2 separate regions of the Homo sapiens genome follow, and region 2 is linked to region 1. A link is a contact called in ENCODE Hi-C or POLR2A ChIA-PET data. All regions are on one chromosome and are shown on one strand. The core of a region is the stretch at or near the end of the contact, and the rest is flanking DNA. Distances in the headings are between cores, read along the strand shown. Region 1 holds the start of NUP50 (nucleoporin 50). Region 2 holds the start of LINC00899 (long intergenic non-protein coding RNA 899).

Region 1 (7,299 bases), core at 3,403-5,902:
TCAAACTCCTGGGGTCAAGCGATCTGCCTACGTTGGCCTCCCAAAGTGCTGGGATTACAGGCGTGAGCCACCATGCCCGGCCTGTTTTTTAAAAATTTTCCATTTTTGTTTTTTGACGAGACGAGGTCTCATTATGTTGCTCAGTCTGGTCTCCAACTCCTGGGCTCAAGCAATCCTCCTGCCTTGGTCTCCCAAAGTGTTGGGATTACAGGTGTGAGCCACTACACCTGGCCAAAATATTTTACAGTAAAATATTTTAAAACAAGAATTAGAAAAATATTAGCATTAGAAAAAAATGAAAATCTTTTGAGCTGTTTAGGGGAGAAAGCTCCAAGGAACTTAAAAACAAGTGATACTGTCTTATTTAACAGTCCATTTACTCAGCCCCATACTGTGTGCTTTACCTAAGTGTTCACACTTAATCTGTACAACCAAATGAAGGTACATAATACACCCTCGCTTTACAGATGAGGAAACTTGAGCTCAGAGCTCAGTTTGTCCAAGGCTGCCAAGCTGGTAAGTGATACGGCCAGGAGATTAACTCCAAAGCCCCACTGCCAGGCAGATAACAGAACATTTCCTGTTTTCATTCCTTAACATTAGGAGCAAAGTGTAGTTCTGTAGGCTTCCTGTTGGGTGTTTTCTGGTAAATCGTAACAGGAATGACTCCAGGTCGAGGTTTAAGCCTACCTAAAATGAAGGCCAGAACACAGCTAGAACACAGCAATATTATCTTGCCATTTTCTTTGCTAGGTTAAACTGGGCTTGAATGATCTGAGACATTTATGACCTGATCACTGTGGCAAAACTGATACAAAGCTGGCTCCTGGCATGGACCTCTAACAGCAGAAAGAAAGGCAGGATCACATCACCATGGACTCATTTGGAATCAGGTAAAGTAGGTAAACTGACATGTCTGGGTATTTATTTACTGAACATGATGACAATGACCCAGCCTAACAACCATCACAGTCCTTTGGCTCTCAGGGGTTAAGCAAATTGAAAGGGATTTTTGAAAGGCAGAGTATAGGAAAAAAGGGCTAACACCTTTGGAGGAGTATTTCATAACATGAGACTTGAGCTTCATTAAAAGGAAGTAGCCAAATTCAATGGAGGTAGATGTCTGCGTGCAAAGTGCCTCCATTCTTCTGAGTTATAGCCAGTTTAAAGTTGTCATTTTAGCCAGCAATGAAATCCATCCAGTAAGGCGCAAGACAGCTACAGTGCTATCATATACATAAATCTTTTTTATTTGCATTAGAAAGGCATCAGTTATTTCAATGCTACAATGTGTAATTAAGTAAATGTGTTAATCATTTGGCTTACCCTTACAATACTGTATTATTCCAAGAATGAAAGTTCTGATTTTAACTAAGCCACAATTCAATGTTGAGTACAAGAAAGTCTACCTCTACCTAAGCTGCCTCTATCCCTGACATGGTCACAACCTAGAGATCAAGCAGCCAGTTTGTCAGAGGCATTGGAACCAGAGCAATTCCATCTTGAAGAGGCAGTAGGTAAAATCAGGCAGAGACCTGTTGGCTGCATTCTTAGTAGTCACAAGATGTTTAGGGTTACAGGAACAGATTAATAACGTTCACTAAACAAACCCAGGACTTAACAGACCCAGGAAACATTTTGATGTCGCTGTATCTGTTAGTCCAAACTGCACCATTTTCTTTCTTTCTTTTTTTTTTTTTTTTGAGATGGAGTCTCGCTCTGTTGCCCAGGCGGGAGTGCAGTGGGGCAATCTCAGCTCACTGCAAGCTCCGCCTCCTGGGTTCACGCCATTCTCCTGCCTCAGCCTCCTGAGTAGCTGGGACTACAGGCACCCGCTACCACGCCCGGCTAATTTTTTGTATTTTTAGTAGAGATAGGGTTTCACCATGTTGGCCAGGATGGTCTCGATCTCTTGACCTTGTGATCCACCCGCCTCAGCCTCCCAAAGTGCTGGGATTACAGGCGTGAGCCACCACGCCCTGCCAAACTGCACCATTTTCTAAGCCCCCCGCCATTTCGCAGACACTGGTCAAAGCGAAACATTCCACGGGGGTTCAGGCCGTGAGAAATTTCCTGCCCAACTTTCTTACCAAACCCTGTTGGGTAAAGGCCCAATTGAAGGAACATCCCTATCAAACCTTGCTCAGCAAAGGTGCAAGGAACATCACTGTCACTTTCTGAGGGAACAAGGGCCAAACTGCCTGATCATAGAACGTTTTATGGATAGATATACTGGTAAGTATATTCACATGGCAAGCCATACTGCCCATTCCCCTCCTGCCCTATAAGTACCCCAGCCTGTAAGCAGCAGTGGGCTCTGGCATTAAGCTGATCCCCCATCTCTGTAGGTTTTTGCCATATACCTGTGTTGCTGTTGAGCTGCCCTTTGTTTTTTTTTTTTTTTTTTTTTTTTTTTGAGACGCAGTCTCACTGTATTACCCAGCCTGGAGTGCAATGGCGTGATTTTGGCTCGCTGCAACCTCTGCCTCGCGGGTTCAAGTGATTCTCCTGCTTCAGCCTCCCAAGTAGCTGAGATTACAGGCATGTGCCACCACGCCCCGCTAATTTTTGTATTTTTAGTAGAGATGAGGTTTCACCATGTTGGTCGGGCTGGTCTCCCACTCCTGACCTCAGGTGATGCACCCGCCTCGGCCTCCCAAAGTGCTGGGATTACAGGCGTGAGCCACAGCGCCCGACCTGTGTGTCATTCTTTAACTCTCGTCTTCCCTTCAAAACCTAACAATATCTTAAGATCAAAAGCATTCTTCATTTAGGTTTCGCTTTAAAGATAATATAGATCTTTGCCAAAGTCAGTAAACAAAGATGAACAATCCTTGTGTCAGGCCTCTGAGCCCAAGCCAAGCCATCGCATCCCCTGTGACTTGTACGTATACGCCCAGATGGCCTGAAGTAACTGAAGAATCACAAAAGAAGTGAAAAGGCCCTGCCCCACCTTAACTGATGACATTCCACCATCGTGATTTGTTCCTGCCCAACCTTAACTAAGTGATTAACCCTGTGAATTTCCTTCTCCTGGCTCAGAAGCTCCCCCACTGAGCACCTTGTGACCCCCCACCCCTGCCCACCAGAGAACAACCCCCTTTGACTGTAATTTTCCATTACCTTCCCAAATCCTATAAAACGGCCCCACCCCTATCTCCCTTCGCTGACTGTCTTTTTGGACTCAGCCCGCCTGCACCCAGGTGAAATAAACAGCCATGTTGCTCACACAAATCCTGTTTGGTGGTCTCTTCACACGGACGCGCATGAAACCTTGGTCGTGGGCCCTCGTGGTAGAGCCCATGTCCCCCAAGATTTCTTTGGCTGTGTTACCTTAGATTTGAACAAGCACTGTACCTAAGGCGGGCGCCTTCCTCCTCCCGCTTTCAGGAATGCCCTGCTCTGCCATTCTTTTGCTTTCTCACTTCTCTAATACACTTGCTTTCACTTTAGTCCGTGGACTCGCCCCGAATTCTTTCCTACGCGACATCCAAGAAGCCTCTCGCTGGGTCTGAGTGGAGACCTCTTTCTGGTAATAAACGGACTAGGGAGATTCGACTTTGAAGGTGAAAACAAAAACCACCATCCAGTTTATAAGAAGGCGCTCGAGGCCGGGAACGGTGGCTCAGGCCTGTAATCCCAGCACTTTGGGAGGCTGAGGTGGTGGGGCGGGGGGAGGGAATCACCTGAGGTCACGAGTTCGAGACCAGCCTGACCAATATGGTGAAAACCCGTCTCTACTAAAAATATAAACATTAGCCGGGCGTGGTGGCGCACGACTGTAATCCCAACTACTCGGGAGGCTGAGGCAGGAGAATCGCTTGAATCCGGGAGGCAGAGGTTGCAGTAGGCCAAGATCGTGCCACTTCACTCCAGCCTGGGCGAACAAGTTAAACTCTCCATCTCAAAAAAAAAAAAAAAAAAAGGGCGGCACTGGAAACAGCTGGGAGTGACAGGGCCAGGGATGAGGGATCGCAAGCTGCTGGTGAGAAAGGAGCTCAGAGGCTGCCTGGCCTACGGGCCAGGAGACCTCAGCGCAAAAAGCGCAGGACTCGTTCCCCTGCTCTACAGCTGAGTGCCCAGGACGGATCTCACTGGCTGAAAAAAACAGAAGAGAAGGCACCCAATGCAAAATCAAATGTCAGCGAACGAGGGGTCCTTTAACAGGCGGCCCACACGGCCCCTCCTGGCGCCGAGACCCAGCCCCTCCGGGCCACCCCGGCCAGGTACGACCAGCAGGGTCACCTGCGCGCGTCCCCCGAGACGGGGCCTCCTGATGTGAAGCGACCCCAGTGGCACCTCACACGATTCCCGAGGGTTGCGGGCGGCCTCTCCTCAGCCCTGCAGCTCCCACACGCGGACACCGCGGGCCTCGGCCATGTCCACTGACCGACCTTCCTCGCCGGAACTCCTCGCGCATCGCCGGCCCCTCAGCGGCGACTAGCGCGCGAACATCCTGGAAGACGCGTTGCCGGCCCCACGTGAGCCGACGCCCCAAAGCGCGGCTGCTGGCGCCGGCTACGAGATCAAGGTCGGCGCGTGCGCGCTTGCGCGAGACCGGCATTCTCAGCCCCGCGCCGGTTTCCAGGGAGCTGGGCGCATGCGCCGCGTAAGGGGCCCGGCCGGCGGAAGGAGGTGCTACTGCCGGAAGCGCCGGCGCGCTTGCGCAGTAGCTGAACGCGGGCGTTTCTTTCCTCCCTTTTTTTCGAATTGGTTTTGGGGGTAGATTCGAGTTACAAAATGGCCGCCCGGAGCGTGTTCGGCGCGGTTCCCCCAGCTGTCTCTGGCTGAACCGGCGCTCTCGCCTCCCTGCCGAACACAGCGTGAGGAGCCCCCCCAGGGATATGGTGTTTGAGTCTCTGGGCTTGCCGAGCACTAAGTCCTCTGAGTTCCGCAGCGCAGCACCGGAAGCGGCCGAGCGCGCTCAGCCCGGCGACCCCTGCGGGCTCCAGACCCCTGCGCCGCTGCGCCCCGGGTTTCGCCGCAACCAAGACCCAGCGAGTGCAGCGGCGGCCGCCGAGGAGGTGAGGAGCGGCGGCGGGCGCGGGAGGAGAAGAGGCTGAGGGCGGGAGCCTGGTGCTGAGAGCCCAGGGCCGGGAGGGCGGGAGCGGGCTCGGGCCTGGGAGGGGAGTGCGAGTGCAGGGCTGGGGACTGGACCCTGGGGAGGGAGGTGCGGGTTCAGCGCCGGGGGACGGGCCCCTGGGGAGGGGTGCGGGGCCGGGGGACCAGACCCTGGGGAGGGGCTTAAGGGGCTGGAGGACGGGACCCTGGGAAGTGGGGTACAGGGCTAGAGGTCGGGACTCTAGGGAGGGAGCCTGGGTCGGGCGCACGGGCCGGGCGGGGCGCGCGGTGGGGGAGCGACGGGTGGAGGGTGGGGTGGGATGACAGCGGCGACGCAGCCCCGGCTGTTTTTGAAGCGGGGCCCGGGCCCCACCGGGCTGCGGCGTCCGACTCGAGTGAGACTCTCCCCTGCGGCCCCGCCGGAGGTAGGGGGCTGGCAGGGCTGTCCTGGCGTGGTCTTCTCCGTTTCCTTCCTAGCGATTCCTCTCGAGCTTCCTCTCCCCCTGGCCGCCCCTCGTCTCTCTTCTCTTGGGCGCATTACCTCTCTGGCCTGTCTTACTGCGTTCCCGGGTTATTCATCACCCATTTGCTCGGTTCCATTAAGAACCAGCTTGGAGATTAGGTATTTCTGTCTCCTTACTTGGCCCCCTTGTTGTTTTCCTCCAACAAGGCACTTCACTATTAAGTGTAGCCAAATCTGTGTTTTCGTTTTAAGGTGATGTTGACAAGTTGAGCTTTCCAAGGGCAGAGCTACACCAGATGCCAGAGACCACATAACTATATCAGGCACAAATAATGTTTTTTTCCAGTTTACCTAGACTTTCAGTCTCCCACCACGTTGCTTCATACCTAGAAATCATGTCTAATTTGGTTTTTTACCCACAAACGCAAACGTTTTTTAAATTCCCTTTTATTGATTGTTTGATTGAGACTGGGTCTTGCTTTGTCACCAGGCCTCAGTGTAGTGGTAGCTCACTGTGTAGCCTGAAGCTCCTGGGCTCAAGTGATTCTCCTGCCTCAGCTTTCCAAGTAGCTGGGACCACAGGCGTGCGCCACTACGCTCGGCTAATTTTTTATTTCTATTCATCTAATCTATGTCCATCTTTATTTTCGTAGAGACCAAGTTGGTTTCCAACTCCTGGCTTCAAGAGATCCTTCCGCCTCCCTTAAGTTCTTCATAACAGTAGCTAGACATAAGACTCCAGGTGCCAGGCCTTGTTCTGAATATTTTACAGAGGGTTTTTTCTCCCCCCCACTTCTAGCATAAAAGTAAAATGTATTGTCTGAAGTGTCATGCTTTGAAATAAAATAGGGATTTGGTAAAATATTTGTAAAAATCTGGTTTGTAATCCAAGTTATTCTTCTTCCATGCTACAACTTTTACGTTTTGGAGGGAAAATGATAGTTTATAGCCTTTGCTTCTAATAAAACTTGTTTCTTTAATAATTTATTAAGCCCTTCCTCTGCTCCAGGCACTGTTCTAAGCCAGTCTTTGTTTATCTTAACTTTCTTAATACTTCCTGTTCCACAGATGAAGAAACTGAGGCACAAAAATTAAATATAACTTGCCCAAGTTCTCACAGCTAGAAAATGGCAAAACTGGGATGCCAGCATCTTTTAGTATTTTTTGAAATACTTTATGCTCACTGGGGAAATACTTCCCCAGCTCACTGATCTAATGACAGACAGGACACCTGCTGTTTGAGCTGGGCACTGTTGGGGCATTTGGAGTATATCTGTAAACAAAACAAAGATCCCTGCGTTTTGGTTATATACTGATTTGGTGAGTATGTTAGGACGTGGAAGCCCCTACATTTATTTAGACTATTTTACTGCGTCACCTGTCTCTTCATTGTGGGTATGAGTTAGAAGTTACAATTTTACTATTACAGTTTTTGTGTATTCAGCTCCATCCCTTTTTTCTCCACAGCTAATTTTTTTTTCTTTTTCTTTTTTTTTTTTTTTTTTTTTTGAGATGGAGTCTTGCTCTGTCACATAGGCTGGAGTGCATTGGCGCGATCTCAGCTCACTGCAACCTCCACCTCCTGGGTTCAAGAGATTCTCCTGCCTCAGCCTCCGGAGTAGCTGGGATTACAGGTGCCACCACCACGCCCAGCTAATTTTTTTATTTTTAGTAGAGACGGGGTTTCACCATGTTGGCCAGGCTGGTCTCAAACTCCTGACCTCAAGTGATCTGCCCACCTTGGCCTCCCAAAGTGCTGGGATTACAGGCGTGAG
Region 2 (7,299 bases), core at 1,290-3,789, 880 kb after region 1:
TACTAAAAATACAAAAATTAGCTGGGCATGATGGTGCGCACCTGTAGTCCCAGCTACTCAGGAGGCTGAGGCAGGAGAATCGCTTGAACTCGGGAGGCGGAGGTTGCAGTGAGCCAAGATCGCACCACTGCGCCACTGCACTCCACCCTGGTGACAGAGCAAGACTGTGTCTCAAAAAAAAAAAAAAAAAAAAAAAGGAAAAAGAAAGAAAGAAAAAAAGAAATATAAAAATCATAGATTTTTACCTTATTTTACCTTATGACACTGTTGACCAACAGCCAAAGTCAGAATCAATTATGTAACTCTCAGAGCCTAGAACAAAATGAAAATATGGGTTCCCTTGTTCAAGAATGACTAAGAATTTTAAGACCGGGGACAGCCAAACATTGAGTGTGGGGCCCTTCTGCACACCGGCCCTCTACCACTGGGCAAGCCACACAGCCACAAAGTCAGCCCTGGACAAGTTATTGATAGTGTATGATAGAACTAAGGTGACGGTTCCCTTTGGGACACACTCTAATCACCAGTGACCACCAGTCAGAAAACAAATGGGCTCAAGCCGCAGGAAGATGAGCCGTTCCCAAGGCATTTTCCAATCCAAAAAATAGCGGTCGCAGCTCAGGAATGAAGTTCCCAGTGAGGATGCAGCGGGAGACACAGCCAGCCTTCCCTCCCCAGGAAAGGGCCAGGCCCTGCATAGGAGCTTTCATTAAAAACCAGGGAGGCTGCAGATTCTCTTGAAATGACAACACGCTCGTGCCACACCTCGATAGAGCTTCAGTCACTCTGCTGTGGAGCGTGCGAGGCTGACCATCCTAGGCCTTGGGGAGAAATCATGACAGCTGATGCCAGTGCTTGTTACTGGGAAAACACAGTAAGAAACTTCATCCCTAAATGTTTATACCTACTATGTACTCACAAAAATTTAAAAAAAGATTTAGTATGAAAATGTAAAGTATCTCATTAATCTTTATCTTGATCGTATGTTGAACTGATAATATTTTGGATATATTGGTTTAAATAAAATATATTAACTAAAAAAAAAAAAAAGGAAAACTTCATCCCGCCGCCTCTGAGAAAGGATCTTGGGGTTCATTGGCAGGTAAATGCTCCCCCAAAGGAGGTCCACTGTGGATGCTGGAAACGAACTGTCAGCTGACAAGCATCTGTAGCTCTGAAAACAAGGGCTCCACACATTGTCCCAGCCAGCGCCCCACCAGCCCATCCCCATTACCTCTATGTCTTCAGCCCCACGTCAGGTTCTGGAAGTTTCCAGGGGGAGTGGACAGTACCCTCAGGGGCTCTTGGGGCTGAGACCTCTTCCATGAATCACGTATGGAAGCCCAGGACCAACCTCAGAGAGGATCATGTCTGAGAAGTCGTTTGAGGGGAAAAATATCCACTTAAGAGAGAGGTTCTCCAGCCCTTTGGAGCATCACACACGTTTGTGGGACAAAAGACAAATATTCCTCCCACCCCAATCCCCAACCAGGCTCCTTGTTCATTTTTCTTTAAAAAACAACAACAAAAAAAAAATCCGCATTCTCCCCAGCCTGAAATAGTGCTCTGGAGGAGCTGGCCTGGCCCGGAGTGTCTTCTCCGTAAACACACCTGGTGAGGAAGAACAGGAAGGACGGACAAAGGGAGGCCTCAGGCCCAGCTGGCAGCCAGATCTGTGCCTCCCAGCGCCTCCAGGGCCCTTGCAGTCTCGAGAGATGTGGCTTGGCCACTTTTGCAGATTCCCAGGCCTGGGGCCACTCAGTTGCCTCCCCCAGCCCAGGTGTCTCCTCGGGACCCTTGCCTGGGAGGGTTTGAAGCCAGGCAGGGAAAAGAGGGCAGAAAATGGTGGTGCCGGGGAGCTGGGCCGGGCCAGCAAATCATTCCGCAAGGTGGAGAACTGCAGGCTGAGGGCACCGTGGGCCTGGGCCCGGGACCCAGCATGGAACCCCTTCTCCTGGAGCACCAGGGGTCACAACAGTCCCTCCACTCCAGGGATCACGGGTGACCCACGGCCGGGTGCTTTGGGGACGAGACAAAGACAGCGTGTTCCTCAAGCCCCTGCCTACCGCTCCGTCACTGGGGCCATGGTCTGCGTGCCAACAACCTTTTAGGAAGCATCTTGTGCCCAACCTCACCACCCCGCAAAAAAACCTGTGTCCAAAACACTTGGCAGTGGGGCTTAAAACGCTCAGGTGCCCCGAGGAGGCGCCGGGAGATGAGCCCAGAGCGGTGGCTGGCGAAGGCCCCAGCAGGACTGGGGCGTGGAACTTGCTTGTTTACCTAAGAGAAAAACACGACGAAAAAAGCTTCTGGGTAGAATTGGAAGTTCTGGGGCTCTCGGCGCCGCGGCCTCCGCGCGGTTCTCTTCCTCCCCTCCCCGGCCTGCTTTTCCTCCTTCTTTCCCTCTTTGTTGCCAACCTCGGAGCCGCGACTGAAACCCAGCCCAGCGTGTCCGCGAAGCCCGGAAACTTCCAGCTCCGCGACTGTGCAGAAAGTTGGGGGGCGCGGCCGGGGTGACAGCAGCGCTTCGGGGGCGGCCGCGGCGGCCACCCGGACCTCGGCCTCCCGCGCCTCCCGCTGCCCCAGCCGCGCCCGGGGACCTCGGGCAGCCCGCGGGCCGGACGTGAACTTGACCCTGCGCTGTGCCCGCCTGGACCGCGGCGCGCTCGGGACGATCTGGTAAGCGCTCCCCCTCCCGCCCTCGCCCGGCGGCGCTGGGGTCCGGGTCGGGGTCCGGGCTCGACTGCGAGGGCGTGTCCCGGGGTGGCGGGCGCCGGGGCTCCTCGGCCGCTGCACCGGAGCGCACGGCCGAGCCCGCGGCCCGGCCCCCGGCGAAGTCAGCCCCCAGCCTCCCAAACAAAGACTCGCAAAGTTCGGAAGAGAATCTTTCCCGACATTTTCCCTCCCCTCGGGCTCTGCGCTGCGGCCATCAGGGCTCTTAAAAGAGAACCGAGAGCTCTCTGGTTTTCTCCTGGTGTTTTCTTCCCTGCGCTTTGCCCCCCACCTTTGGCTGGAGGGAAGGAGGAGGGGGCATGGATGCCCCTCGGGCCCTCAGGTGTTGACCCTCCGAGGCCAGGCTGCCCAGGGGCAGCACAGGAGGTGAGGGCCTGTGGGATGAGGGACCCCCGACAGCACAAGGAGGCAAGCCCCTCGCCGCTGCAATGCTCCGGTCCTGGGGCTCAGGTGGAAGTTGCTCCTGATCCCCCCACACCCCCAGCACCATCCTGAGTGACTTCCCTTGACCGTCCTGGGTGACCATCCTGAGCAAGACTCCCTGGCCACCAACTGTCCTGTCGGCTCTGCTTGGGGCAACCACAGTGCCAAGTGAGCCTGGCAGGTGCTGGGTCACAGGACAGCCATGGACAGGGCCTGGGGAGGAGGAGAAGCTGGGGCCCTGTAGAGCCTGTTCCTTGGGGAGCAGGTGAGGGACCCTGCTGCCTCCCCTATTCCTGTCTGCAACAGGCCCAGCCCATACCTCCAGCTAGCTTCTCTGCATGCCACTCTCTCCGCCTGAGACAAGGCCTCTGTCCCTGTGACTGGTCTGATCCCTGGGGGGCACTCCTGGGATAGAAACCTACCCCACCAGTCGGCGGTGGCAAAGCCCTGGAAACTCACAGACCTGTCCTGGGCCTGGGCCTCCACAAGCCTCCCAGTTTGATCAGGTGCCCCCAACCACAGCAGGGACCATCTGTCAGGTCTTACTCCCAGTGGTGGCCAGGTCCCCAGCCTTCCAGAGAGCATTGCTAACTTGCCTCCATCCCTGGGTGCCTACGCTCCCAAAGTCCTCCTCAGGGGAGCACCCAAGCCGAGAGGGCTGGCCAGCCAGAATCTGAGTGGGTCACCCCACCATGTCCCTGGACTCTCTGGCAGGGCTGTCACAGGGCAGCCTACAGGCGTCAGTTGGAGCACAGAGGGTGTTTGCAGTGACGGCAGGGGACAGAGTGCCCAGTTGGCTCTAGCCTGTTGCTGCCATGAGGATAAGGGCTGAGGCTGTTAGAGCTTCTGACTTCAGAAGAAATCCAGATTTGTACATGAAATGTCCAAAATTTGAGCACATTGCAGGACAGAGGAAACACTCTGGGGTTGAACCCAACCCATGCCCCCACCCCGAGACTGCAACTCCTGTGTACGCCTGAACTGGTTAGTGTTCAAAGAAAGCAGATTTCTTAGTGACCCTGGCCCCAGCCCAAGATTTGAGCAGGAGACCCCGGGGATCTGGGGAGCAGGGAGGCAGGAGAGTCTGTATCTCATGGACCCAGCACCACAGGGAGGGTCGGCCTCCACAGGCATGAACTGTCCAGGTAATTAACACTTGCTCGAGCCCACTTAAAGTTAAAATCTCCCTAAAATGAGGAACCTGACCTGCCCCATCCCCAAACCCTCTGGGGGACCTTCTATACCCGCCCAGGGTATAATGAAGGAAAGATAGGATGCAGAAAGTGAACCTGAACTTGAACTTTCTTCATGTCCCAGGCAGTAGAGTCGCAGCATACCAAAAATCCTGGGCTTATAGGGAAGTTCTGCATTGAGGCAGGCCTGCCTCCACCTGCCAGCGCTACCTCATTCTAGCTGGGTAACCTCACCTCTCTGGGCCTCAGTTTCCTCACTCATAAAAGGGGCTTAATAAGAGTTCTGCCAGACAGGTGTGGTAGCTCACACCTGTAATCCCAGCACTTTGCGAGGCCGAGGCAGACAGATCATGAGGTCAGGAGTTCCAGACCAGCCTGGCCAACACGATGAAACCCTGTCTCTACTAAAAATACAAAAATTAGCTAGGTGTGGTGGCACACAGCTGTAGTCCCAGCTACTCAGGAGGCTGAGGCAGGAGAATTGCTTGAACCCGGGAGGCGGAGGTTGCAGTAAGCCGAGATTGCGCCACTGCACTCCAGCCTGGGTGACAGAGCGAGACTCTGTCTCAAAAAAACAAACAAACAAACAAACAAACAAAACAAACAAAAAGAGTTCTGTATCAGTTGCGTTGTTGGGAGAACGGTGACAATCGCTGTGAACATCGATCACTCCGCTAGCACACGGCAGGCACTCAGTATCAGCGGCTGCTGCTCCAGGGGCCCGTGGCTGCTGGCTTCTCTCGCACATCACCTGCTTCTGGGCAGCTCAGGAATTTCTCTCCTACATCTCATGTCAACTTTGCATCGCTTACCTCACCACCTTCTGGCACTTGTTTCCGTACCCTAAAGGAAACAGTCACTGAACACCTCCCCCACACCTATACTCCTGTATGGAGTACTGGGCACAGAGAGAAAAGACGACAAGGTCCTGCCTTAGAAGCTGCCAGATACCCTGTGCAGTGACACCCTCAGGTGAGCTTCTCTAGGCTAATGCCAGAGAAGGTGTTTCCTGTGCAGCCTTTGTTGAATGCCTCCAGAGACAGGCAGCTCACCACCTATCTGGCAGTGTGGCTGCAGAAGCCGTAGGACAGAGTCACCCAGGCATCCTTGAGCCTTAACTGGTAGAAAGAGATGTAGGACAGGTCCATAGGCAGTGCCCCTGAGTCAGAGGCACCTGGTTTTACTGGAGAAAACACATACCTCATAAGAAACTTCTGAAAATTTGGTGAGGTGTACAGAAAGATTTCAGTCTCCAGAAAAAGCACTGCAAATGCTCACGCATGTTTTTACAGAACAGAGCCCTGTTTCCTCTTTTTGCCAACAGCCCATTTAGCAATGCCAGGGCTGTGCCAGTGACCCCACCCACCTCCTAACAAGGCAGCCACTGTCCCGGGGGACAGCCAATATATGCTTTGATTTTTTGAGGTTAATGTCCTTGGGCCCCTGATTTTGGAAACCCTGGACAAAATATAAGGAGTCACTGCATGGGAAATAAACCTACCCCAGAAAGCTGGCTGCGGCATTCAGGAAACTGGAGAGAAAAGTCAAGGTGTCCGGAGGCCCAGGGTTCCTCGCCAGGATCGGCTATAGAGTTTGCAGGGCCCAGGGTAAGAAGAAAATGTGGCCCCCTGGTTTGAAAATGCCTGAGAATTACAAGGTGGTGACGATGGTGTGAATTAAAACGAGCTTGGGGCCCTTCCGAATGCAGGGCCTTCCTAAGCTCAGGGCCCTGTGCGGTGGTATGGGTCACAAACCCACAAAGCCAGCCCTGCCCCTCACACGTGTTCGTGCCGCATGCTGAGGCCCAGGGAGGGACCAAAGGCAGCTTCAGTGAAGGAGTACAACTCCTCGTCTTTGCCATTCTTTTTTTTTTTCTTTAATGCCATCATTGATGTTCCATGCTCATTTTAGAACACTTTGAGTCCTCAGAAAAGAAAAACATTTGTCAATCACCTATGAAAGCACACTCAGAGATAGCCACTGGGAAGGCCTCACCCAGCTTCTGTCAAAACTTTTTTTTTTTTTTTTTTGAGATGGAGTCTCGTTGTGTCGCCCAGACTGGAGTGCAGTGGTGCAGTCTCGGCTCACTGCAACCTCTGCTTCCTGGGTTCAAGCGATTCACCTGGCTCCAAGCGATTCTCCTGGCTCAGCCTCCCAAGTGGCTGGGACTACAGGCGCCTACCACCACCCCCAGCTAACTTGTATTTTTAGTAGAGATGGGGTTTCACTATGTTGGCCAGGCTGGTCTCGAGCTCCTGACCTCAGGTGACCCACCCACCTCAGCTTTCCACAGTGCTGGGGTTACAGGTGTGAGCCACCACACCTAGTCTGTCAAAACATATTTTAAGCAAAATTAGCATCTTATTAGGTGTATCATTTTATCTTCTGCTTGTTTCATTAATATTTTATCACAATATTTTCCTAAGTCAGAAGATACTGTCTTGCAAATGAACTTTCATGACTATTTAGCATATTCCACTGGACAGAGGTCCTTAACTAACCCCTTATTATCAGGCACTTGGGTTCTTCCCAGTTATTTCCAGTTTTCCCCATTGTAGGCAACACTTCCAGGAACATTTGTCTGCACTTTTCTGATTACTTCCTAGCATGATGAAACCCTGCTTTAGTGGTGGGGCTCCCAGTTAAGTCATTAGGGGTGATATTTTGGCTCCAGAAGACTCTTGGGGTGGTCTCTGAAAAACCCCCTTGGCCAAGTACCTCAGCCCCCATGCCTCATGCAGTGACAGTCCCACACCACAGCCCTGGCATTGCATCTGACTTTTTTTTTTTTTTTTTTTTTGAGATAGAGTCTCACTGTCGTCCAGGGCTGGAGTGCAGTGGCGTGATCTCGGTTCACTGCAAACCTCTGCCTCCCAGGTTCAAGTGATTCTCCTGCCTCAGCCTCCCAAGTAGGTGGGACTACAGGTGCGTGCCACCATGCCCGGCTAAT

What was found. A loop is a pair of places that touch in the nucleus more often than their neighbours do. ChIA-PET counts read pairs that join two places held with the same protein, here RNA polymerase II (POLR2A). Pooled maps may share reads with other maps.
Region 2: a loop to region 1 is called in a map of CD14-positive monocyte, with 4 times the contacts of the local background. The contact joins the promoter of LINC00899 here to the promoter of NUP50 in region 1. A Hi-C loop is called at or near these places in 4 of 168 maps with a recorded cell type or tissue (CD14-positive monocyte, CD4-positive, alpha-beta T cell, CD8-positive, alpha-beta T cell and 1 more), 4 of 37 single-sample maps with no recorded cell type and 13 of 50 pooled maps. POLR2A ChIA-PET finds 5 or more read pairs at or near these places in 2 of 52 experiments (activated T-cell and naive thymus-derived CD4-positive, alpha-beta T cell).

Annotation. Positions count from the first base shown.
Region 1 is chr22:45,159,273-45,166,571 of GRCh38, forward strand. It overlaps NUP50 (nucleoporin 50), which reads left to right and starts at 4,653. Exons shown (of 8, transcript NM_007172.4): 1 at 4,653-5,024. NUP50-DT (NUP50 divergent transcript) reads right to left here and starts at 4,509. Exons shown (of 3, transcript NR_038956.1): 1 at 4,305-4,509. RefSeq lists silencers at 436-730, 4,165-4,214, 4,985-5,214, 5,245-5,424 and an enhancer at 4,582-5,104.
Region 2 is chr22:46,042,329-46,049,627 of GRCh38, forward strand. It overlaps LINC00899 (long intergenic non-protein coding RNA 899), which reads right to left and starts at 2,540. Exons shown (of 4, transcript NR_027036.1): 1 at 2,281-2,540; 2 at 1,235-1,371; 3 at 246-312. It overlaps LOC124905135 (collagen alpha-1(III) chain-like), which reads left to right and starts at 2,316. Exons shown (of 2, transcript XM_047441696.1): 1 at 2,316-2,679. It overlaps PRR34 (PRR34 long non-coding RNA), which reads right to left. Exons shown (of 2, transcript NR_165243.1): 2 at 6,203-7,299.